Linked DNA regions of Homo sapiens: region 1 is linked to region 2. The links are chromatin loops, found by intact Hi-C in ENCODE. Cell type or tissue: K562. All regions are shown on one strand. Each heading gives the region's core, and the rest is flanking DNA. Links, peaks and the distances in the headings are about the cores only.

Evidence for each region. Peaks named below come from ENCODE experiments on the same cell type or tissue, not always from the same donor. Only the 100,000 strongest peaks of a DNase experiment are listed, where the experiment ranks them.
Region 1: a loop joins it to region 2, with 2.2 times the contacts of the local background. A loop is called at or near these places in 2 of 110 quality-filtered maps.

What each region holds. Positions count from the first base shown.
Region 1 is chr2:170,229,348-170,241,654 of GRCh38, reverse strand. MYO3B (myosin IIIB) reads right to left here. Exons shown (of 35, transcript NM_138995.5): 7 at 5,519-5,664. Among named protein-coding and RNA genes, the nearest start is that of MYO3B, 57 kb to the right of the region's middle. RefSeq lists a silencer at 3,642-3,936. In K562, for the core only: a CTCF peak has its summit at 5,501 (motif pointing left); a DNase peak (open chromatin) is centred at 5,454; H3K4me3 peaks cover 156 bases.
Region 2 is chr2:170,293,670-170,305,976 of GRCh38, reverse strand. The region is part of intron 7 of MYO3B (myosin IIIB); the gene reads right to left. Among named protein-coding and RNA genes, the nearest start is that of MYO3B-AS1, 51 kb to the left of the region's middle. In K562, for the core only: no CTCF peak of the experiment used is centred there; a DNase peak (open chromatin) is centred at 6,748.

The DNA.
Region 1 (12,307 bases), core at 2,230-10,229, 64 kb after region 2:
ACCCTGGGTTCCCAAAAATCTGATTTCTCCTTTTTGTTATCCAAACTCTCTCCGTTTCACCTTTACCGATAAATGAGGAGGAGGCAGTAAACTGATGTGCTCCTTGACAGCAAAAACTCTGTCATCTCTGCAACTCAAGCACCCAACCCAAGCCTGAGTCTGGACGAACAAAGTTTAAGGCGTCCTAGGGTAGAGGACAAGGGCATTCCCAAGTTCCCAGTGGATTGTGCTCCAAAGCTCTTTTGTAAACTGGTAGTTTCGAACTTGGAAAGCATTTTCTTTTTCCATAAGTATAAAGCTCTAGAGGAAGCCTAAGTCCTTAGACTAGGTCATACAGCTCTATTTAGCCACAAAAATCTAATAATGCATCCAAAGTAGAGAACTTCAGCTATTCTATTGCTTCCTCCTAAATAACCATTGAAAATACTGCTTTCATGAGAAAGTGTGTTCCAACTTAGCATGCCAGAAACAGATTTCCATTTTCCTCAAGACCAAGAATGAGCTTTTCCTACTAAAAAAAAAAACAAATAAATAAAAGGGAAGAGAAAAAATAAGAGAAAGGCAAAGGGAGAGAAGGTGTTGGCTATACTAGAAATAGCCCTGACACGGGAGATACAACTTTGCAAGGAAGGTGAGATAAGACAGAAACTTCTGGGTGAGAATAAGATATCCTGAAGTATTTTTCTACTTTTATGTAACATGTATTCCACAATTCTTTAGTTTAAAAACTTGCCTTAAGTGTTCTAAATTAGGAACTAAAAAGCAGTTCCTTTAAGGGGAGTTTGGAGAAGGGAGAGATTTCTGGTTTGCGGGTCATAAATCAATGAGCCAGAGACAGCCTATGTTCACCTAAGACAACACTCTTGATTTCTGTTCTTCCGTTTCTTGGCTGATTCAGTCATGATGCTAATAATATTCTAACTTTCAGGTTGATAATGTCAGCTTAAAATTGGGAGGAGGAAAGATATTGGACTGTAAGCTTCTTAAAGGGCAGGACCACTTTCTATTCATTTCCATATACCCCAGTCCCCTCAGTGCTCAACATATGTAATTCATCAACACATAATATAATTTAAGGAAGGGCTTTAACTTTTCAATGTAGTAGCAAAACATGTGGGCTTTAGAGTCAAACTTCTCAGATTCAAATCATTTTTCCTCCCTGAAAAGGAGGGAAGCAAGCCTGCCTAACATCCTTGAGTTTTCTCATCTGGAAAAAATAGTGGTAACAGTACTTACTTCACAGAGTTGCTGTGGGGATTAAATGCATTTCTGTTTCTAAAACACAGAACACTGTACCTGCCCCACAGTTAGCACTTGACAGATCTTAGCAGCTATTATTTTTCCATGATCATTGAGCTAATTGTCTTGTATCTTGCCCGCAAATTAGTTTCTCAGGGAATGTGGTAAACATAAAAGTTGGTTGGTATAAAGGGTTAAATTGTGAACCCCAAAAGATATGTCTACTCAGAACCTGAGAATGCGACCTCATTTGGAATAAGAATTTTTGCAGATGTAATTAAGGCAAGGATCCCCAGATGAAATTATCCTGAATTAGGATAAGCCCTAAGTCTATGTCCTTATATGAGACCAGAAAAGAAGACCCAAAGACGTGGGAAAGGCGGCCATGTGAAAACGAAGCCAGAGATTGGAATCATACTGCCACAAGCCAAGGAAAAGCTGGAGCCACCAGAAGCTGGCAGAGGCAAAGACGGATTCTTACTTAGAGTCTTCAAAGGGAGTGTGGCCCTGCTGACCCGCTGATGTGGGGCTTCTGACCTCCAGAACTGTGAGAGAATAAATGTCTGTTGCTTTAATCCACCGAGTTTGTGGTCATTCGCTGTAGCAGCCCTAAGAAACAAATACAGCTGGGTCCAGGTGACTTTGGAACAACCTAGATTTAGTGAGGGAAACAAGCCGAAATGCAAATTGGTGATGATCATGAGCTGTCCTTTTTTTGAATTGTGTACTGCAGGGAAATTCTCTTTAGGAAGGGATAATCACCAGCTTCAGGGACTGGAATGTTCAGGCCAGCCTGTGCTGTCCATTTCCAGCCAAAGACATTTCTGCTGAGAATCCTGAAAACATTCTGCATTTTTCCACAAGGAATAAAGTGGAAATATTCAATGTGTGATGAGACAATGGACAGAGTCAGCTCATACCTGGCCCCAAATAAATGGGCAGATGATGCAGCTGTCAGTGACTGACCAGTGAACCCACCCACACTGATGCCCACAGCCTTCCTCACTCCCCTCTATGGAAGTCAAGGGGGTCATTAGCCAAAGACTCAAAGCTAAGGAAAGATACCTGCTTGTCAAGAGACCAACATAATTGTATATTTCCACTAACTCTATTGATTCTTGCAATTATATCTATGAAACGGATCTCTTTTTAAGGGAAAAATATATCCAGGTCATCTTCAAGATCCTTTTAAGCCTTTGGAATTTTAAAGAAGTCCTCAGTAAAGAGTCATGAGAGACAGTTGAATCCACTGATGTTGAGAGAAATGATATTCACTCATTTGCTCTCTTATAACTCCTGGGGAAAAATAGCAGCAGACAGAGCAGTGACAGTCAGAGAGGGGTGACTTTTTTGGAGCAAAGGCGTTAGACGAGATGACACATGCTGACAGGTTCAGCAAATAGTGGATGCTCTGCCAATCAGCAGGTAATTTCTGTGTGTTTGCAAAGTGGGAAAGATTGTGAGTCACGCAGTATTTCAAAGCAGGTCACGATGACCCTGTGTGTGATCTTCTAATGTGAAGGTCAAGAGAAAGGAGAAGGTGGATAAAGGAAGAAAAGGGAAAAGCAAGGAGACCCATGTACAGGCAAATCAACCACATCAAGGCAAGTTGCCACCTATTTCCTGACAATACCCAGGGAACCTTCCTAATTACCTGTTTTATTGACATCTGAGGCTCACAGGTAACCAGCACTTCATTAACTCATAAATCTTTTTTTAACTTGTGAAAGTCACTTCTTCCCTGACTCCATCAAGGTTTTATTTTCTTCCCTTACTGGGTAATTTACTCAATTTATTTCCAGTAAAGAAAGGGTTGCCGGGAAAAGGTCAGTGAGGAAAGCCAGAGGAAGAAGCCACACGCAGTATTCTGGATCCCAACATACCCTGAAAAGGATTTCATTGTTTCACTGACAAGAATTCCAAAGCACTGAAAATAGTCACATTCAAATAGAAAAAAAATTAATTCTGAAGCCAAATGGATTCAAAGGATTTTTGTCATTATTTTTCATTTGCTTTTCTCCACTGAGGGGGCGGAGAGAGAGAGAGAGAGAAAGAGAGACAGACAGACAGACAGGCACTGAACTGAGATCGATTCCAATGAAACACACAGGTAAATAATTTGAATGCCTTTTTAAAATACATAAATGCTTAATTTCTGTACTTTTCATCAAAGAGCTTTTCTGGGGAAAGGATACATTTTTAGCACTAGAAATTAAGTAGCACTCACACAGGATGCACACATTTGGTCAATCCATAACCCTTCAAAGAGAACTGTGCAATTCTAATTGACAGAGTAATTTTAAAGTAAATAACTTGGTGAATATAAACCCAACATATTTTTCCTGGTTTGGGGAAGAAAAAAGCTGTACAATGTACGTAAATATGCTAAGATTTAAAATAAAATAAAATAAAACCTCTTATCATTCTTGTCCAAGAATGTCACGTCAGCCATTAAGGTTGTGACAATGGCAAGTGTTGAACACACATGAGCACACATAATCACACTGAGAATCTGCTGACTGATTATTGCTGACATTGCCTAGTTCAATCTGATTCATCATTTGCACAGGAACCAAGAGACATTAAAAGGGCAGGAGGTTACACTAGGGGGAGAGAAACAAAGCCTTAAACTAAGTTGGGATAAGGATCCTTTTCTAACAATTGCCCAATTCTTGGGATCCACTCTGTCCCGAGGCAGGCAGTAGAGACTTAGTTACTCGTATTCCACATCTGGAGATCTGGAGGCTTCTCCCAAGATGGAAGAGATGAGTGGTGAGAGAATATGAGATTATTAGAAGAAGCTTGGCTGGGCACAGAAGCAAGCTAAGTGGAGTCAATAGAGTGGAAGGGTCTATTTAAACATATACACCCCCCTCCCCCCCGCCAAAAACACACACTCTTTGCTGCCTCACATTTATCACCTTAAGAAATTTTTGAACACCTGGTCTGTATACAAATACATAACAAGAAAGGAAAAAAATATAGATGATCTCTTATCAAAAGTACATATTATTTTGCTAAAGAGAAGCTACACCTTAATCCTGATATTCAGGAAATTATGTTGCCACATTAAATAAATGGTGAGGGGTAAACCATTTGTAAAAAAAAATCAAAGCACACACACAAATCATTCCAGACACCATTTCCCATTTTCTGACTTATTACTATACACAATGCAGCTTTTAGCTCCTGCATTCTTATATCCTTTTGAATGTTCACCAGACTATTAATTTAAAAAGCCAGGTGCTTCGTCTGCTCCTCTAATCGCTGTGACCTGTTTTTGTGATTCGAAAAAGGCAAAAAGACTAACTCTGGCTTGGGTGGGAATCATTTTTGGAATAGTGGTTGGTGGTTGTTCACATCTGGATTAGGTATAAAATGATAAAATTATGATGATGAACATCAGAGAGCCTCATCTGCATATAAATAGACCTAATCAGAAATGCAAATTGCAATCAGGAGAAATTTTTAAAGGCTGTGATAGCTGTGTGATTGTGCAGATAAGGAAAGGTCAACATTTGTATTGTTAAGGCAGTTAAATGGCTCCCAGCCTGCCCAGAGCCTTCCTTTGAAAGAGACATATGGAAGGTACAAATTATCTCTCAATCTGCACCCTGGTTGGGAAGGAGTCCCTGGATAGCTTCATATTCCATAACTAGAGCCGTGAGCTGGCCATACATCAGCCCGATTCCAATGAAAGGCAACCCAACCTCTTGTACAAACCACTAATGAATACACAGAATAGAAAGTATACTTGCATTTAAATGCTCTCCAAACAGACCTCTTTCCGCACAATTTTCCACTGAGACGGAAATTAAGGGATGGAGAGTAAGATATAGCGCTGATGTAACATTTTCTGATACATTTCAATGCTAGTCTGAGTGAATACAGCAATATGATATACATATGTTTTCACTGAATACTAGAGAAAGTATGTAATTAAAAAGAAAACACTAGCATTTAGACAGATTACTTAATCCACAATTCCATTCGTAGTCTTATCGTGCAAAGTACAAAAAATGAGTATCTCAGAAAAAGCTGAGTGCTAAAAATAGGCAATTGTTCCAACATGGTCTTATTATTCCTTGGGGTATGTTATCTTTCAGGAACATCCTCTTCTCTGTCCCCCCCAGCCCCCCTTGCTTTTTCAAAGAAAATATATTTCACAATCAGGCTTTGTCAGGTTTGGAGAGAAATTGCTTGCAAACTATTTATTATCCCTCTAACCAGACGCTTTCACAAAGAACTAATGAGTCAAGAGCGCCATCTTGTGTCTTACCTTGGAATCTTAAAGAGTGTTTTCACAGGATGCATGTCAAAGAGGGGAGGGTCTCCATCCCCCAGTTCAATAGCTGTGATCCCCAAGGACCAGACGTCACAGCGAGCGTCATAGGAAGAGTCATACTGCTGCTCACAGGCAATGACCTATTGGACAAAAGCAGGACATGACACATCAACCCTACTGCCACATCAGATGTCCTAAAAAGGCCCTGGGCTGATCTTAGCCCCGTTCTCAGTTTTCTTGGCCACGATGATATTGAATTCCAGTAATAAGATGTGTGCATTCTAGGCCTTATTTGTGTATAACCAATTTATTATCTTATACGTTCATTAGCTTTTACAAATGTGTCAGTTTTGTTTTTAAAAAGCATGCATTGAACCGTCTAAGTAACAAGAACAGTGCAAGGGGAGGAAGCGGATGTATACCACACCATCCCAACCCTGCTATTCTTTAAGGAAAGGCTTTGTCTACATCCTTCACCTCATTACCAGCTACTGAATTCAATAACAAGCAACAATTGTTCTCAAAGATGCTTGTGTACTTTGAGATGCATGAAATTCCCGCGAGTATAACCAACTAAGCAGAGAGATGTTGGAAGACCCACATGGTTAACATAAAGTAGAAATGACCCCACTCCACCCTTCCCTTTTTCTAAGAGCATCTTTCCCCTCCTCAAACTCCAACAATGGTATGCATCACAGAAACAACTGCCATTCCAGTTACTTGGCCTGACTAGGTACAAGAGCAGCAGAACCAGAAAATGACCCTGGGCTTGTCATTGGGTTGAGGAGTCTGTAACCCTGTGGAGGAATGTTTTTATCAACTTTTTGAGTCAGGCAAGAACATCTCCTACACTCAGACTCTGATGACTATCACAATGGCGATAGGAGAAGTCAGGAGTGAGCCAGAGGATGTGGAGGACCAGGAACTCCTATTTGACCTAAAATCTGCCACCAGGATGACCCATGGCCATGGCCAGGTGGGAGACTTCAATGTCTGATGATCCAAAACATCAGGGAGGGGCAACACCTATAATGGTGAGCACAGGAAGACCAGAGTAATAGAGACACCCTCTTAGGCCATCATAATGTCTTTAGTTTTTTTCATTCCAAATGAAATGAGACTACTGACTGTGGTGAGCAGAGGAGTGACAGATCTAGCTTATGTTTTAGCAAGATCACTCTGGCTACTGTGCAGAGGATAGATTATGAGGAGAAGAAACAAAACCAGTTAAATATGTTACTGCAGGGATCCAGATGAGAGATTGTGAGATGGCGAGAAATAATCAGATTCTAGGTATAATTTTGAATGTACAGCCAACTGGATTTGTTGAACAGGGCTTAGAAGAAAGGAGAGCTAAGGAACACTCCAAAGTTTTTGACATGAGCAACCACCAGAATAGAATTGGTATTTACTAAGATGAGGAAGACAGTAGGAGGGGCAGGTTTGGGGTGAAGAGTGGACCTCCATTTAGGATATATTAAGCCTCAGATGCCTGGGACACTTCGAAATGGAGAAGAGTATTTTAGCCTGGTGAGACTCATACTGGACTTCTGATCTAGAGAATCGTAAGATAACTGCTATGGTCTGAACATGCCTCCCAAAATTCATGTGTTAGAAATTTAATCCCCAGTGCAACCAATGGAAGGTGGATCCTTTTGGGAGGTGGTTAGGTCATGAGAATTCTGCCCTTGTGAATGGATTAATGCTACCATGAAAAGGGCTTGCAGGACTGGGTTTGCTCCCTTCTGCCTTCTGCCATGTGAGGACATAGTATGAAGGCCCACACCAGATGCCAGCACTTTGACCTTAGGCTTCCCAGCCTCTAGAACTGTGAGAAAATAAATTTCTGTTCTTTATAAATTACCCAGTCTCAGATAATCTGTTATAGCAGCATGAAACAGATTAAGACTAAGAAACAGGTGTTTTTTTTTTGTTTTGTTTTGTTTTTTTTTTTTTTTTTGAGACGGAGTCTCACTCTGTCGCCCAGGCTGGAGTGCAGTGGCGGGATCTCGGCTCACTGCAAGCTCCGCCTCCTGGGTTCACGCCATTCTCCTGCCTCAGCCTCCCAAGTAGCTGGGACTACAGGCGCCCGCCACTACGCCCGGCTAATTTTTTGTATTTTTAGTAGAGACGGGGTTTCACCGTTATAGCCGGGATGGTCTCGATCTCCTGACCTCGTGATCCACCCGCCTCGGCCTCCCAAAGTGCTGGGATTACAGGCGTGAGCCACCGCGCCCGGCCAGAAACAGGTGTTTTAAGCCACTAAGTTTGTGGTATTGTTATGGCAGTGATAGAAAACTAGTATTCCTGCTCTCTTCCAGAAACAGTGCATTGGACCTGTAAGGCCTGGCAAAATGTGCCAACTGTGCAAAATGTGCTCTAAACTCTGTGCTCTTGTTCTCATAATTGCCCTGTACTCTTCTCTTCTGAGCTGAAGAACATTTTCTATATATCCACATCCTTGGCCTGGCCCCAGCCCCATCTTCTGAATAGAATATCCTGTCATACTTTTAACACGTTATTTTCAAATGTACATTCAAACTGAAGTTCAAACAATTCCAGTTTCAGAACCAAAGGCCATTTCATTGCCCCCAAAGACCTCCCTTTCCTCACCCCAATCAGGTGAGAACCTACATTATTTTTAAAGATCCCTAGAGAAGGCTATTCAACACCTTCCCTTTCAGAAATGACACTTTCGAAAGTGTAAGACAAACATAATTTTAGACCTATCAATCAACAAATAGTTCACTGTTATTCATGACACTGTGATAGGGCCTGTGAGGGAGAGAGAAATAAGACTCTGTCCTTCCCCAATAGGAGCTATGGCCAATCAAAATATAAGGTGAACCTATCATAATTAAATGACAAACCATGACAACTATAAATGCCCTAAGACAATGTGTACTAACACGTCCAATAAAGGATATGGGCTCTAAATGCTTAAGATTTTAGAAGGAGACCACTGCTGGCTAAGCAAGACAATAAAAAGTATCTAGTACCCATAGTCTAGAACTTTTGCGGAGAAATTCAAATCAGCTTCTAGCCAACTTGGATGGGACACAAAAGGCAATTCTAAGAACATATCTAAATGTGAAAATGGAGATATTCTAACATTTCTCAAGCGTTGTCCTAAAATATTCAAAACTTGTATCTGGTTTCAACTTCTCTTTACAGACAAACATTATCTTCAGCTCATTCTGATGAATAGAAAATCATATCTTGGCCTAATTCTTCTCTTCAGTGCATCATGTAACAAAGAAATTATTTAAGTTCAGCCTTCCAAGGAAGTTTATTGAAAATTATGCTAATAAAATAATTCACAAATAATTATTGAGTACTCATTAGTCTGGCATGATAGTAGGCCCTGGGAAGAGAAAGTCAAATACACACTGAACTTAATCTTCATAATAATTTGGCAAAGTAGGTGCTATTATCACTTATGCAGGTGTGGAAACTGAGGATAGCATGGTTAAACAGCTTACCTGGCATCACATAGCTAGTAATTGTCAGGGCCAGAATTTGAACCCAGGCAGGGAGAAGGATAACTAAATGAATCATTGCCATATAAGTGCTATCTATAATAAAAGTTACAGTTGGTTAAAATTGTTAAAATTATCAGCTTCTGCACTCATATTTTGACTACGCTCAGGTGTTCTGAGGTTTTGTCATTTCAACTCCATCTTCTTTGGGGGTCTCTCATTCAGGATTGCTCCTTACCAGGAGGAAACAGCCCTTTCTGCAGGTTACACATACGATGAGAGTTAAAGAAGCACTCTTAAGAGGATGCAGGGCAACTGAAGGTCAACATCCTGGAATGGGATTCCCTATCAATCCAATACCAAAGTCTGAAGCTATTTCTTTAAGAGAAAACACTACTATCATTCTCTTTAGCTCAACATTCTCCTTGTCTCTAGGTTAAATAGAGCTGAGTTAAGGATGCTTGGATGGTCGAATGGTCTTTCTTCCCTTGTCCCCAGGAGAAGGTGACCTCAAAAAGAACTCTCTGAATCAGTTGTTAGGATGCTCCATTAAGAAAGGAGACTGACGAAGGCAAGTAAGTGCACGTCTTTGGGACCAGGTTTTCCAGGTTCTGTAAGTCACATTAAAGGAGTGGAGAGAAATGAGACGGTGTTGACAAAGGTCCAGGATCCCAAATGCACACCCTTTCACATCTGAAAACAAATCACTTATATTCTCAGGACCTCTCTCTATCTATAAAGTGGTAAGGTGGAAATAAATAACCTATACGATCCCTTCTAGCTCTAATATTCTACGACTTTGCGACTTCCAAGTAAGTGATCTTTGGGTAGTATCTCAAACTGAGAGGCTAACACTGCCATACAAATTAGCTAGAGTGAACAGTACATTATTCTGAGGTGTGAACAGGATGGCTGGAACTTTGAGGGGATTTTGTTGCCAATGTTTTGTAGAAGGTCTTAAGGTCTATGAAAATATGCTGGTTGCTGTAATAATGCCTCTGTTAAGGAAGATGAGCTTCAGCGACAGAGCAATTGTTTGGAAGCTGGTTAATGGAGCATGTCCAGGTTCCTACCTTGAAATGCAAACTTACGGCTCTTCTGGTACAGTTAGACTACACTGCTGCTTATTTTAGGAAGAAGAAAAACACTAATGCTGGATTACTAGCAATATCTATGCACTGGCAGCTTTAGTGCCCAAGGCCAATAGCTATTTTACCTAGCAGTGGGTTGAGACTCCCAAATGTTGGTCATTACCACCTTAGCTGCCAAAAACTTTTCTTTCTGGAGAAGATTGAGAACAAGAAACAAGTTTTCACTAATGGCTTAGCTTGACAGGTCTTTGGAGCAAAGGCTAGTCATTATCTGTCTTCAATTGTTGAGGCAATTCTCTTTAGCCTTCTTCAGGCTAAGGAGTTCACAGATCCAGACTCCTTAAATCTACCCCCAGTCACTCCCTCCTACCCCACAGAGGGAACACCTCCCCTCTCCTGCGGGAATCTATGGGATGAAACCACATGCACAACTGCTTTGACACATATCATCCCCTTGTCTGTCCTTGAGCAGGGTCAGCTGTGTTCTGTTGAAGATGGCTGTTCCTTTCCTTAGCCACCAGCCAGAAAATGGCAGAGAAAAACAACAGTCAGCAGCTCTTGGGTCACGAAGAGACTTTCACCTCTGACTAATGCTAGAAAATCCCAGAGCCTGGCATTTTTGTTTTGGTTTTGCCACCCTCTCACTGGGTGACTTTGACAAAATATTTTATCTCCCTGTACCTCTTCTTTGCAAGCAAACCAAGCAACCCCTTTTTCATGGGCCTCATCCGAAGCACTGCTTATGAAAATGCTGGTTATTCAGCTTTTACTATGGCACTAAAATGTTAATAGTAGATATCACTGGATCACTGACATATGGCTAATAATTATTTTATCTACTTACTTCTTTAAGATCTTTTATGTTTTCTAAAATGTCTATAGAGAGCATGGATTATTTCTATAATAGAAAGAAGCGAATTTTATGTTTTTTTGTCTTGAAAATATAAATAAATATTGAAAAGTTTGCCTTAATTTTCAAGGGCATGTTTCTTTCTTCTGGAGTATTTGTTGACTGCTGGGATTCTTTATCAAGAAGTTGGCAGGTTAAAGGTTGTATCTTGATTATATAACTAGGTCCCTGGCTGGATGTGGTGGCTCACGCCTATAATCCCAGCACTTTGGGAGGCCAAGGTAGGCAGATCACGAGGTCAGGAGTTAGAGACCAGCCTGACCAACATGGTGAAACCCCGTCTCTACTAAAAAAAAAAAAAAAAAAAAAAAAAATTAGCCAGGCGTGGTGGCACATGCCTGTGATCCCAGCTACTCCGGAGGCTGAGGCAAGAGAATTGCTTGAACATGGGAGGCGGAGGTTGCAGTGAGCCAAGATCACTCCACTGCACTCCAGCCTGGGTAACAGAGCAAGACTCTGTCTCGAAAAAAAAAAAACAAAAAAAAAAACTAGGTCCCCATGAGATTAATACCAGAAGAATGAAGCATAATTATTCATGTAGTATAATCGATAAATGTTATTGAACATAAGGCTTTCTAAAATAGAACTTCTCTGGAATCAGAAGTTGTAGTTACAGTATAACTATTCCAGTGGCAGATTTTTTTTAATCAGTTTTACAAATGAAATTCCCTTCCCAACTATATCCCTTTCTACTGTAAGCACAGGGCATGAGTAGAGTACTTTCACTTTCTCGGGCCATCATGATCCATGACTAGGACTTATTGATAAAGTTACCAAGATAGGAGTGAGTTCCACCCTCTCTTGCACAAAGACTTGGTGTATAAGAACCTGAGCTTACAGCTTCTCATCTCAAGATCTTCATTATCCAGAAAGATCATCTGTATTATACTATATGTGAAAGGGATAAAAACAGTCAATATATGAGCTTCTAGATTCAGAAAACCTAGTTTCTCTAATAAAATAGTTAAACCATTTATCGAATTTTATGTCAGAGAGCTGCTGGGCTGAAATTTCTTCCAATAATGTAATTTTAAGCAATGTTTTCAAGCAAATAGTATTATAGTATTTTTGCTGTCATAAGAAATAATTTATCAAACTTAAACAACAGGTATTATTCAGACTAATTTTCCACTAATATTTTTAAATGTCATTAAAAATGTAATTAGGTTTGCCTTCTATGTTCTGATTTCTCACCTTACTAGAATCATTCATGCAATCCAAAATTATAACCAAAGGTCAGGATTAAAATTTCACTCAAGTACACAGGCAAAATGCTGTTATCTCAAGAGCTACATTCAGCTAA
Region 2 (12,307 bases), core at 2,417-10,416:
ACCCAGCTAAGCTCTGCCCTGATTCCTGACCCCAAAGTTATAACATGCAATAAAATGTTTATCGCTTTAACCCACTAAGGTTTGGGATAGAGCCAAGAGTGGTAATGCATACCTGTAATCCCAGCTACACAGGAGGCTGAGGGAGGAAGTCACTTGAGCCCAGGAGTTTGAGATCACCCTAGGTAATATAGTAAGACCCTGTTTCGAAAAGTAATAGATAAAAATTTATTTATTATTTATTTGTTAATGGTCCCAACTGGCCCATTAACAAAAAGGTTTGGGGTAGTCTATCATGCAGCAATAAGTACTTGGGACAAAAATTTACAGGATCTCAGGGCTAAGACTACTTGAATGATGGGCACAGGGAAAAGTGTCCTGGGAAGGCATTAATTAGCAGACAGAAGGAAGGCTGTATCTCTTTCTCCCCATTATTATTCAAGACATGATAATGCTTGAAAGAAAGGCTAGAAAACTAGAACTACAAGGGTTGGACCAAGAAAACTGCCTCTGAGATTATCACTACCATATTTTAAAATGAAAAGCCTCTGGAGGAATAAGTGTGGAAAAATAGGCAGAAACATTTTGGGGGGAAAATGAGGACTTACCTTCTCAGTTAAGAAAATATACCTTAAAATAACTAAAACAGTATAGTACTATTTTAATCACAGAACAGAATAAAAAGTAGAGAAGCATATCTATGTGTATGTAACGTTTTAGTGTAGGATAGATACTCCAAATCACTAGGAAAGGATGAACTATCCTACACCGTGACAGAGAATAGAGGATGTGTCCCCTGGTGTTGAAACAACAGGTTATTCATATTTAAGAAGTCTAATTACATTCCTACTTGAATCAATCAGAAAAAGTTCCAGTGTAACTAGAAATCTAAATTTCTAAAAATCAAAATATTTATATTATCTAAATATAAAACTTCAATGATAAAATAAGGCATACTTTTAAAATCTTGAGACAGAAAAGAGATTCATAAGCATGAAATAGAATTCAAAAGCCATAAAGGGAAAAATTGACAGATTTAAATGTATTAAAATGTCAGATTCTTACAGAAAAAAAAAATAAACCTTAAACAAAATTAGAAGGCCAAAAGAAAACTGGGGGAAAAAAATACCTGTGACATAACAGTCAAAGGGTTAAGAGCCATAATACATTACTAAGAAAATATAAAAGCCCCAGTAGAAAAATGGATGAAAAGGGCCGGATGCGATGGCTCATGTCCGTAATCCCAGTACTTTGGGTGGCTGAGGCGGGTGGATCACTTGAGGTCAGGAGTTTGAGACCAGTCTGGCCAACATGGTGAAACCCCATCTCTACTAAAAATACAAAAGTTAGCTGAGTGTGGTGGTGTATGCCTATATAATCCCAGCTACTCGGGAGGCTGAGGCAGGAGAATCACTTGAACCTGGGAGATGAAGGTTGCAGTGAGCTGAGGTCACGCCACTGCACTCCAGCCTGGGTGACAGAGCGAGACTCTGTCTCAAAAAAAAAAAAAAGAAAAAGAAAAAAGAAAAAAAAATAAAGTGAAAAAATGAGCAACAATTCACTTAGATGAAGTGTACATGGCCTGAAATATATAGAATTATATTCAACTCCACCAATAATCAAAATAATGAAAACAAGATATAATTTTATCCATCATATTGGAAAAATTTTTGAAGATTAGTAATACCAACTGTTGATAAAAATGTAAGAAAATGGTGTTTTCATACACTGTTGAAGGAAAATATAAATCACTATGGCCATTTTGTTAGAATAACTTGGCAATATGTGTCAATATTAAAAATAAGTACTCTTTTGAATCATAGGTTCTGTTTTTCACTATCCTACAGAATTTCTCACACCAAATACATAGATATACAAATATACACAGAATGATATGCACCAAATCTTTGTTTATAACAGCAACGAAAAAGGGAAAGAACCAAAATGCCCATCTATAAGGGCATAGTTAAATATATTATGAAACTTCTATATTATTGAAAACAACACAGCCATTTTAAAAGAATAAGGTGGGTCTATGTAAGTACTAATAAGGAAAGACATCTTTAATAAAATTGCTAAGTGAATAAAAGCAAAACACAAATGTATGATCATATTTTGGTAAAAAAATCAAAGTTACAAATGAGTAATTGCATATTAATATATATTAGTACATGTGTAAGAAAAACATGTATGCATAAACACACGAATAGATACATATTCCAGAAAAGAGATGTCTGGGCAAATATAAAATGAACTGTAATCAGTAGCTCCATGTAATGGAGAGATTCACAGTATTTTATATTGAACAACCTTTTTATAACAAAGATCTATTAGTTTTTTTTTAATAATAGGAAAGCAATCAAAGAATAAAGTGACATAACTAATGGGTACTAGGCTTAATATCTAAGTGATGAAATCATCTGTACAGTAAATCCTCATGACACACATTTACCTATATAACAAACCTGCCCATGTACCCCTGAACTTCAAACAAAAGTTAAGAAAAATTATAAATATAATCAGTCTCATGCATAATTTAAAAAATGTAAATGAGAATGTGAAATACCATTTTTTACACCCATAAGATGGATGGAGATTTTTTAAATGACAATATACCACAGCCAAGGAGGCAGAGATTCACTTTCATACACTGTGGGTGTGAACACAATTTAGTAAAACTTCTTTGAGCAAGAATTGGGTAAAATCTGCCAAACTTCTAAATGCCCATCTCTTTGGACAGCAAAGATGTAGATACATAGACATTTATTATAATACTTTTTTTAGTAGGAGAAAACTTAAAAAAACAGTTTTCCATTCATAGACAACATAGTTGGAACATTTACAACAGTAGTAAACTATAAAGCCATAAAGGAAGAATGAAGTAGTTTTGTTGTAGCTCTAAAATATATTGTTAAGTGACTAGAAAAAAAATCCTAAACATTATATATGGTATGTGCCTTTTATGTAAAACAAAATGCGGCATGTTTGTTTCAGTAGACTCAAGAATGAAAAGATAACTGCTCAATAAATGTTCAAGTAGAAAACAAAAACAAAAATCAGTGACATAAAAAGGATAATAATAGATCAAGCACCATCTTCTCTTTGTAGCTGCATCATATCACCAAAACTGCCTGCATCCTTGCCTCATAGGCAATACCTCTATGTTTTAGCTCTTTCTCCTAATATATGCTTAACACCTGAGGAATTAACACATATAAAATTGTTTTTTGCAGGACTCATTCTTTAATCCAGTGATCTCAGTGCAAGAAGAAGAAATATTTTAAACCACACTTTCCTCATTCCCTCCAGATATCTTTTCCCCCACCCCTGCCATGGTATAGCAAGACTTTTACTGGAACGAACTGGAATAAACTTTAATGAATATAGAAAGTCCCTCCTAACAGATGTTACAGCTTTAAGAGTTTGGAGTCAGGAAGAAGTTTGGGAACCACTGCTCTAAAGTTAGCAAGTTAGTTCCTTCAAAATCTCATGCTGAGATTGGGGCCATTGTCACTAGGTGGACAGTAATGCTTGTTTAGATTTTACAGTCCCAGCCCCAGCTGGTCATTTCAATTACAGAAAACAGAGAACTCATCCATTTAAGGCAAGTACTTCCATGCAATATTGCTGGGGTTTTTTCTATTTAGAAACTCTTAATAATCACATTAAGTAGATATTGTGTACATTTATGTTTTAATTCTAAAAGAAAATGCCTTGTGGAGTAAGAGTTAAAGAAATACAAGACCACATACAAGAATCTTAGTCACAGAATTTCGACTTCAATTGTTATTACTCATTACGTCTGCTCTTTTTTAAAATCAGAAGTCATGCAGACCTCATTCTCTATGGCAGCATTATGGTTTTTAAGAACTTTGAGAGCTGCTAAAGGATGTATCTGGCTTGGTGGGAAGACGTGCTTATGCCTGCTCCCACATTTCAGTCTTGCTTCAGGGCTTTGGAGAAATATCCAAAACCCACAAACACCTACCTATTTAGAATTTTCCAATAAGGCTTTAATTTGCCTCCTGCTGCTGGCTCTAATTATCAAGCCAGTGACTGAGAAGGAAAATCCAGCCTCCTAAAAAAAAAAAAAAAAAAAAAAAAAGCCTCCACTTTGCCTATGTGGCCGCTCTATGTCGCTCGTTTCCTGTAGGCTTTCTCACCTTGCACATACTGTTACACAAAAAAAGGCCATGAAATACTGGACCACGTGTCGTCACTGCCACCCTGCACATGACTGTGTATCACACAATCAGGAAACAATTTCTCATGATCACTATTATTTGTTATTGCCCATATATTATTGAAGATTTTAGTCATTAAACACCCATCTACTCCCAGCCATTGTTTTGTTTTGCTTGATGGAAGCTGGGATTCTGGCTAAGGGCATTCTCCTTAAAGGATTCTGCCTCTTTCACCTTCCAGCCATTTTAAACATAAATTTAATGTAGTAGAAGAGTGTGAATGGAGAGAAATGTTTTAGTTACATCCCACATTATTTTGATCATGTTTTGTGCCCAGAAATGTATAAAAATAGAGTGATCTAAAACTATTATCGATACAATCTGAGGTATTATAAGTGGTTGTTTCCTGATTTCAGATAAATCATTTGATGTATAAAGTAATCTAAAATGTCAACATCCCTAAATTTGACATTTGAATATATTGCTAGGACTCAGTTACTTATGTAAGTTTAGAATACCTTCATTAGTCAACTAGGATACTTTTAACTAGGATTTCGATCACCAAAATAAAACATGGTTGAGCAGCTGGTGCAGATAACTCAGGATCCTGTGGTCATTACAGTCAAGCTGAGTGCTCACCACACACTGACAAGTAAATGGTGTAACATTCAAAGAAATTATTCTCATTGCTGCCCAGTTAGAGTCCAATTCCCTTTCCTTTTGGAGGATATATCCTGGGCTGGGATGCCTTCTCAACAGGCAAGACACAAAGATGTAGCCTGTAAAATCTGATGTGCCTACATGCTGGCACCCACCATGGTTCATCAACTAACTAACTAAACTCCCTTTGTAATTCAGCACCTCTTCCTGAGATTTTAGTCTTCATACAGAAATCTGTTTCATCTTCATGCTTAGCTAATTTTGAGATGGGGGAAAATAAAAACAAACAGACAAAAAAACCCTAAATATAAGTCTTATCAAGTAAGTCACTTAAGATGTAATGTGGTAGGTTTCAAAAAGTAGAAAAATACTCTGATGTCTGTTTCATGAGCACTTGAAGCTGGTTGCAGACTGGATGTGCCAAGGTGAAAATAGCCAGCAGGAATTCTGAGTTGGATACTGTTGTTGTTTCCTATAATGCTTGATTGTCTAATTTTCAAAGCCCAAAAATGAAGAGAAAAGGAGAAATAGGTATCCTTGTATCTATAATACTAAGCTCCTTATTCTGCCACCTTTATCCAGGCACCAAATGCCCTCGTGCCTCATTACCAGCCTCCTAGGGAGACCAGTGCTATCCACATTACTCCCCAGAGGGACACGTGTTTGGGGTCAGAGATTCAGATAATATATGCACTATAATAAGGATTTAGAAAATCAGAAATATAAGAGGTATTGATATTAAAATAATGGAGTCATAATTTGCATATAGGCCTTCCTCCATATCAGTCCTCTAAACACACAAGCATATGAACTTGCACTATCCAGAACATAGCTCATCATTGTAGCAGGGAAAAAGAGAACATGGTGAGTCACTTTTCAAAGGCTTTCACCTAGAAATGTCATGTGTTATTTCCACTCACATTTCTTTGGCCAAAGCAGCTCATATAGTCAGACCCAATTTCAAAGGTACAGGTAAGTACAATCTACCCTGTGCCCAAAGAAGAAAGCCAGAATACTGAGCATCTCTAATGTCTGCCCTATCGGCACTGAATATCTCAGAGCGGGTGTGAGGATCAAACAAAGCAAGACATGAAAGTATTTTTAAAAGCTGCAAGCTCAAAACAATAGTGAGTTATCATTAAGTGGCACACCATCGAGAATTATCCAAGGCCTTTCTTACACTGCGATGCTACAATCTCATTCCAACAATGTAAACATGAATGCTTTCTAATACTTGGAAAATGCTTTCTAGGTTTTCAGATTTTATCAAAGACCCCACATAATTATTCCTGTGATCTAGCAATGCATCTTTGTTTCTTACTGCCCTTGCCCACGATGAAAATATCTTTACCCTAATTTCTGACATCTAAGAATTGGGTTTATTTCCATTTATACTCAGTGTCCTGAGAACAAAGGGGAAAATAATGAAAGCTAGACTGCTCGATTTCTAATTCTGGCCCTGCCATTTGCCAGTTACAAAATCTCAGCCAAGTTACTTATTCTTTCTGGACCTCAGTTTCCCTTTCTGAAAAGTGGGGATATTAATAATACTCTACCAGGCTTTTGGAAAAGATTAAAGGTACATAGTGACATATAAAGTACTCAGGCCAGTGCCTGGCTTATAGCAAGTATTCAATAAATATTGGCTCTTTTCATTTCTTCTAAAAAAAAAAGAAATTTCATTTTTAGAAAAGAAATTTATTGTAAAATTCTATCAAGGATCATGGCAGCAGTGAAGGTGACTGTGATATCAGACAAGCCAGTGGCAATGTCCAGGGAGCAAGGATGGCCCTAAAAAAGAGGATGTAAGTCTGCCTCACTGAATTCATTCATTTAATCAATCAATCAGGCATTTATTTACCACTCTGTCTCTCTATTCCAGGAACTGTGCCAGGCCTATGACCTCAGAGATTATTAAGACACTATCCTTCCCTCCTTCTGTGAGCTCATATCCTAGTAGGGGAAGCAATAGATAAATGAAAAATAGTAGTGTTGTTCCAAAGCATAAGAAATATCATAATACAGTCATGCATCACTTAAAGATAGGCATACATTCTGAGAAATGCATGATTAGGCAATTCTGTCCTTGTGTGAACATCATAGAATATACTTACACAAACCTAGCCTACCACACACCTAGGCTATATCATATAGCCTATTCCTCCTAGCCCATGGACCTGTAAAGCATGTTACTCTACTGAATATTATAGGCAATTTTAACACAATAGTATTTATGTATCTAAACATAGAAAAGGTACAGTAGAAATATGGTATTATAAGCTTAAGGGACCACTGTCATATATGTGGTCTGTCATTAACCAAAACATCATTATATGGTGTATGATTACAGATATAAATCCTAAATAGAGCCCAGTGCAGCCTCTCCAAAACTCCATCCATCCAAAACTCCCATGCCAGGGTATCTATGCTTGAAATTCTTTTTTTTTTTTTTTTTTTGAGACAGAGTCTTGCTCTGTCACCGAGGCTGGAGTGCAGAGCAGTGGCGTGATCTCGGCTCACTGCAAGCTCTGCCTCCCAGGTTCAAGCAATTCTCTGTCTCAGCCTCCTGAGTAGCTGGGATTACAGGTCCCCGCCAGCACACCAGGCTAATTTTTGTATTTTTAGTAGAGACAAGGTTTCACCATCTTGGCCAGGCTGGTTGTGAACTCCTGACCTCATGATCCACCCACCTCGGCCTCCCAAAGTGTTGGGATTACAGGCATGAGCCACTGCACCCAGCCTGAAATTCAACTTTTAAAGTTCTAGTCCTTTAGTTTAAGAATTGTTCTGAGAGAAAAACCACATTATTCTCACTTCCTGCCAGCTAGAACCAATCTTACCAGGGGTGTGATCTCACTGGTCTCTAGGGAGGGCTCTCTCCTCAAACTCTCCTCCCCATTCCTGCCATAAGGCCTAAGAGTTCACCATCTGAGATGCTTTCAACTGGATCATTTTTTAGCCAGCTGGGATGTGATTGGGAAATTTAAAAAAATTACCTTGAGAATAATTCTAATTCTCTAGAAGAAAATTTCCAGAGAACAGGCCCTGGAATATTTATGTCATATATTTACACCACATATATAAAAATATACACATATATAAGTCTTCATCAAAATCCTGTCAACCCTCTAAATAGTATTTCTAGAATATGATTATCATCATTATTATTTCCTAGCCTAATCATTTTTCATTCATGTGTTTGTCTTTGGTCTCATGATGGCACCTGTGATAGACCAGAATTCCCTAATTGCTAATGGTACATTTGCAGCTATTCCTATAGTATCGCTGCTGTACTAATCATGAACAGTGATTAAATATACTCCAAGCAATTTTAACATTCATCAGACTGATAATGGCAAGAAACAAATTGGAGCCTTTCAGTGTTTTACTAAATGTGCTCTCTAATTCCTTATTACTCTATATATTTCTGGAAACTATTTCTATACACAAACCAAGCTGAAAAGAAAAGTGCTCTTTGCTGCAAAAATAAAAGAACGAGTTTAAGCTGCTTGCCACCCTGGGGATAATCGCAATCACATTAAAATGCAGCTCAATGGCTCATCTTTCTTCTTTCCCCTCTATCAGTCAGTAAATTAATTCCTTTATAGATATGAACATCAATATTCTATTTTTATAAAATGTGCCTTTTTTCAATTACTTCCTGGGAAAAGCAGAGTTACTATGGCAATCTCTGAATTTTGCACTCTGCAGCTTTAGACTACCACTGTTTTTTAAATGGGGAGCTATAATTTAGCTCAACTCTTTTTACAAGGTATACAAATACCCACACATCCTTAACTGTCTGTGGGTGCATGTCATTGGGGGAGGGGGTGGCCATTGGGAGCGGGTATGTTTTGTTTTTCAGGCCTATAAAATATGGAAGGGGTATTGGGGGGAAAAAATCTTTTTCTAAGGTGAGCTCTTACATCCCAGCACCTAGTGGCATACCTCAGTCACAACAGATGTTAAATAAAAGTTTATTGAAGATCAAAAAATTGTACATCTTCTTGTGAATTTCTCACATGGTTCTTACCTATTCATAACCTTATTCAATATGTGAAGGAGATTAATATGGTTCGGATCTGTGTACCCACCCAAATCTCATGCTGAAATGTAATCCCCAATGTTGGAGGTGGGGCCTGGTGGGAGGCGATTGGATCATGGGTGCGGTTTGTCATGGCTTAACACCAACCTCCTTTGATGCTGTCATCGCAAGAGTAAGTTCTAATGACATGTGGTTGTTTAAAAGTGTGTAGACCTCCCCACTCTCTCTTTTGTCCCCACTCTGGCTATATAAGACATGTCTCCTTTCTGTTCACCTTCCACCATGATTGTAAGTTTTTTGAAGCCTCCTCAGAAGCAGAAGCTGCTATGCTTCCTTTACAGCCTGTGGAACTGCAAGCTAATTAAACCTCTCTTCTTTATAAATTGCCTAGATTCAGGTATTTTTTTACAGCAATGTGAGAACAGACTAATACAGAGGTCAGCTGGTAAAAAGGTTTTGCTCTCCTTTGGGCAATAAAGAGTGGGCTTATGACCCATGAAGACCCCCATACCTCCCCATTGCAAGATTCTGCTCAGTTCTGTAGCCTCTTCCTAATCTCACACAATGTTATTTTGTAGTCTCCAATGCCTGGTTAACAAGAACCTTCTATTGACTGAATTGACATGGAGACGTCTAAATAATTCCTGTTGATAAGTCTGTTTGAATACCCCTCTTGTGGTGTACCATGTGAGTGTAGCTGTACCACTAACCACCAATGGTTATACGGACAGAATAGCAACTTGTATTTCACCTCCAGCTTCTACACAGATAGCTGTTTAGCAATTTATTTCACATTGGATAAGCTTCTTGTCTCCATTACTGTCTCTTTCAGCTAAGCCTTAGGTTGGAAAGACAAAAGCAGCTCTCTCAGCGCATGATCCATCACTCTGCTCATCAGGGTGGGAACTTTAGGGCCAAAGTTGTACATGGAAAGATGTAGGGCCTGTCTCTCACTGGGAAAGATCTTCCACCTTTGAAAGCCCTATTACAAGTGTTCTTAAACTGAAGGCTAAGATGAGCGTAAGAGCATCTGTAACTCTCAAATTAGTAGGCATTATTTTATCCATTTTTCTAGGGAGAAAGTTATATGATTTTCAGTAGGCTGCTACAGGTTTAGGACCCCTGAAAAAGGTGCACTCTACTGGCTTAGCAGGTCCAGAGTGGGCTTCAGGTAGAGAAGACTTGGAGAAGATAGCCAGCACTTTATGGAATAACATATTCAACATACCAAGAGAAAATAATTCTCAACATGGAATTCTATACCCAGCTAAGTTATTTTCCAACAGTAAATATGTCTTATAATAAAGAAGAAATAAAGATATTTTTACAAAGGCAAAGACTTAGAGAGTTGATTACTCAAAGACTCTGAAAGAACTATTTAAGGTTGTACTTTGATCCTAAATGAAACAATATTATACAAAAAACTATATGGAACAAAGACAGTTGGCTCAACATGGATACATCTATTTTAAATGATAATAGTAATGACTAATTTGGGAGCAGGGGATGTTAAAAATAAGATATAAATAGAATACATGGATGAATTGAGAGATTTCTAGAGTTAAAGCTTTTTAAGTCCCATATATTCTTTAGCAAATAGGTAAAGATAGAGATTCTTTTTACCTCGTTAAATCAATATAGTATATTAAAAATTTAAGGGAATCCACTAAAATAATATAAATCAATTATATAGTTTCAAAATGATAGATGGGGGAAAAGAGAAACAATAAAGAAAATCAATACAATAGAATATACACAAAAAGAAAAGGATCATAAATAGAAAATAAAATTAAATGGTATAAATGAATCCAAAAATATCAGAAATAATGAGTATAAACAGAATAAACTAGCCCATTAGAAAGTCTCAGGATAATTTTTTTTTAAATCCAAATACATGTCATTTACAAGATACACTTGAAGCATAATGGCTCATCAACATTGAAAGGAGGGAGATTTAATAAGATATAAGACAAATACTAACAAAAATTTAGTTATAGTAAAACTAAAATAAGACTGTATAATGACAAAGGTAACCATTCATCAGTAATAATAGTTCTGTACTTTTAAAAATTGAAAGAATTACAAGGAGAAATGAATTAATTAACAATCAGCATGGTGAGAATTATGTTTAATACACTTTATTTTTTAGAGTAATTTTAGTTTTTCAGAAAAATTGAGCAGAAGGTACAGCAATTTCTCATATATCCCCTACTTTATATGTGCATAGCCTTCCCCCATTCTCAATATCTTCCACCAGAGTGGTACAACTGAACCTACATTGACACATCACTATCACTCAAAGTCCATAGTTTATCTTAAAGTTCAATCTTGGTGTTGTACATTCTATGGGTTTAGACAAATTTATAATGACATATATTTACCACTATAGTATCATACAGGGTAGTTTCAATGAGTATGAGAATTTTTAATAAGTTTAATTTGATGGTGATATGTTGAACCTTGCCACTCACAATTAAAGGGTACACATTCCTTCCAAGCATACATTAATTCAAAAATTGAACATGAACTGGATCACAAATTTTTAATAAATAATATAAAATTGAATTCACACAAATCACAGTATATAACCACAGTAAAATAAAATTAGAAATCAATCTTCAAAAATATAGCAAGCTATTTGTTTGAAACTTATATTTTTGAGTCAAAGAAAACTACAAAAATAGAAACTAGGAACTAATTAGAACTAACTTAAAATGAAAATAAATATATCCAAATTAGTTTTTAGAATAAATTTTATAATATATTATTTTATCTATATATTATGAGGGGAAAAACCAAAAATTGGGCTGTCTGCAACTCAAGATTGGTGGTAGAGAAACAGCAAGATAAGCCCAAAGAGAACAGTATATGGAGAATTTTGTTTTTAAGAACAGAAATTAAATAGAAAAGAAACAAAGAAAGAATAAAGTTGATTGAGCCAAAAACTGTTTGTTTAAAAAGATCAGTAGGTTCTGTTCTAGGTAAGACGAAACAGATAAACTCTGCCTTGTCTCTCCTATTGAATGAAGCTACAAAATTTGAACAGAATGCATGGAGCAGTTATTTGAGGATTCTGAGAAGTAAATAGGAGCAGGTGAACAGGGAAAAAAAAGAACGAAATTCTAAGAATCACCCAACCAGTGGTGAATTTATCATTTTTTTCCCTCCATATCCCTTAGCCTGGTCTCAAGGCATCCTGAAACCAAGAAGTGGATATTGACATGGGCAGAGAAAAGCTCATGCAGAATACCTCTAGTTTGGGCTCTAGAAGTATAAAAAAAAAAGGCTTCTTTGGTACAGTAGCAACTGTCAGCTAAAACTCTAAAGAAAGGGAAATTTCCTTTCAATCAGGGGAGCTGTGGTCTCAAAAGGTGAGGTGAATCCCTACTGCTTCTCTTTCTCTATCCTCCAGCCACTTGGT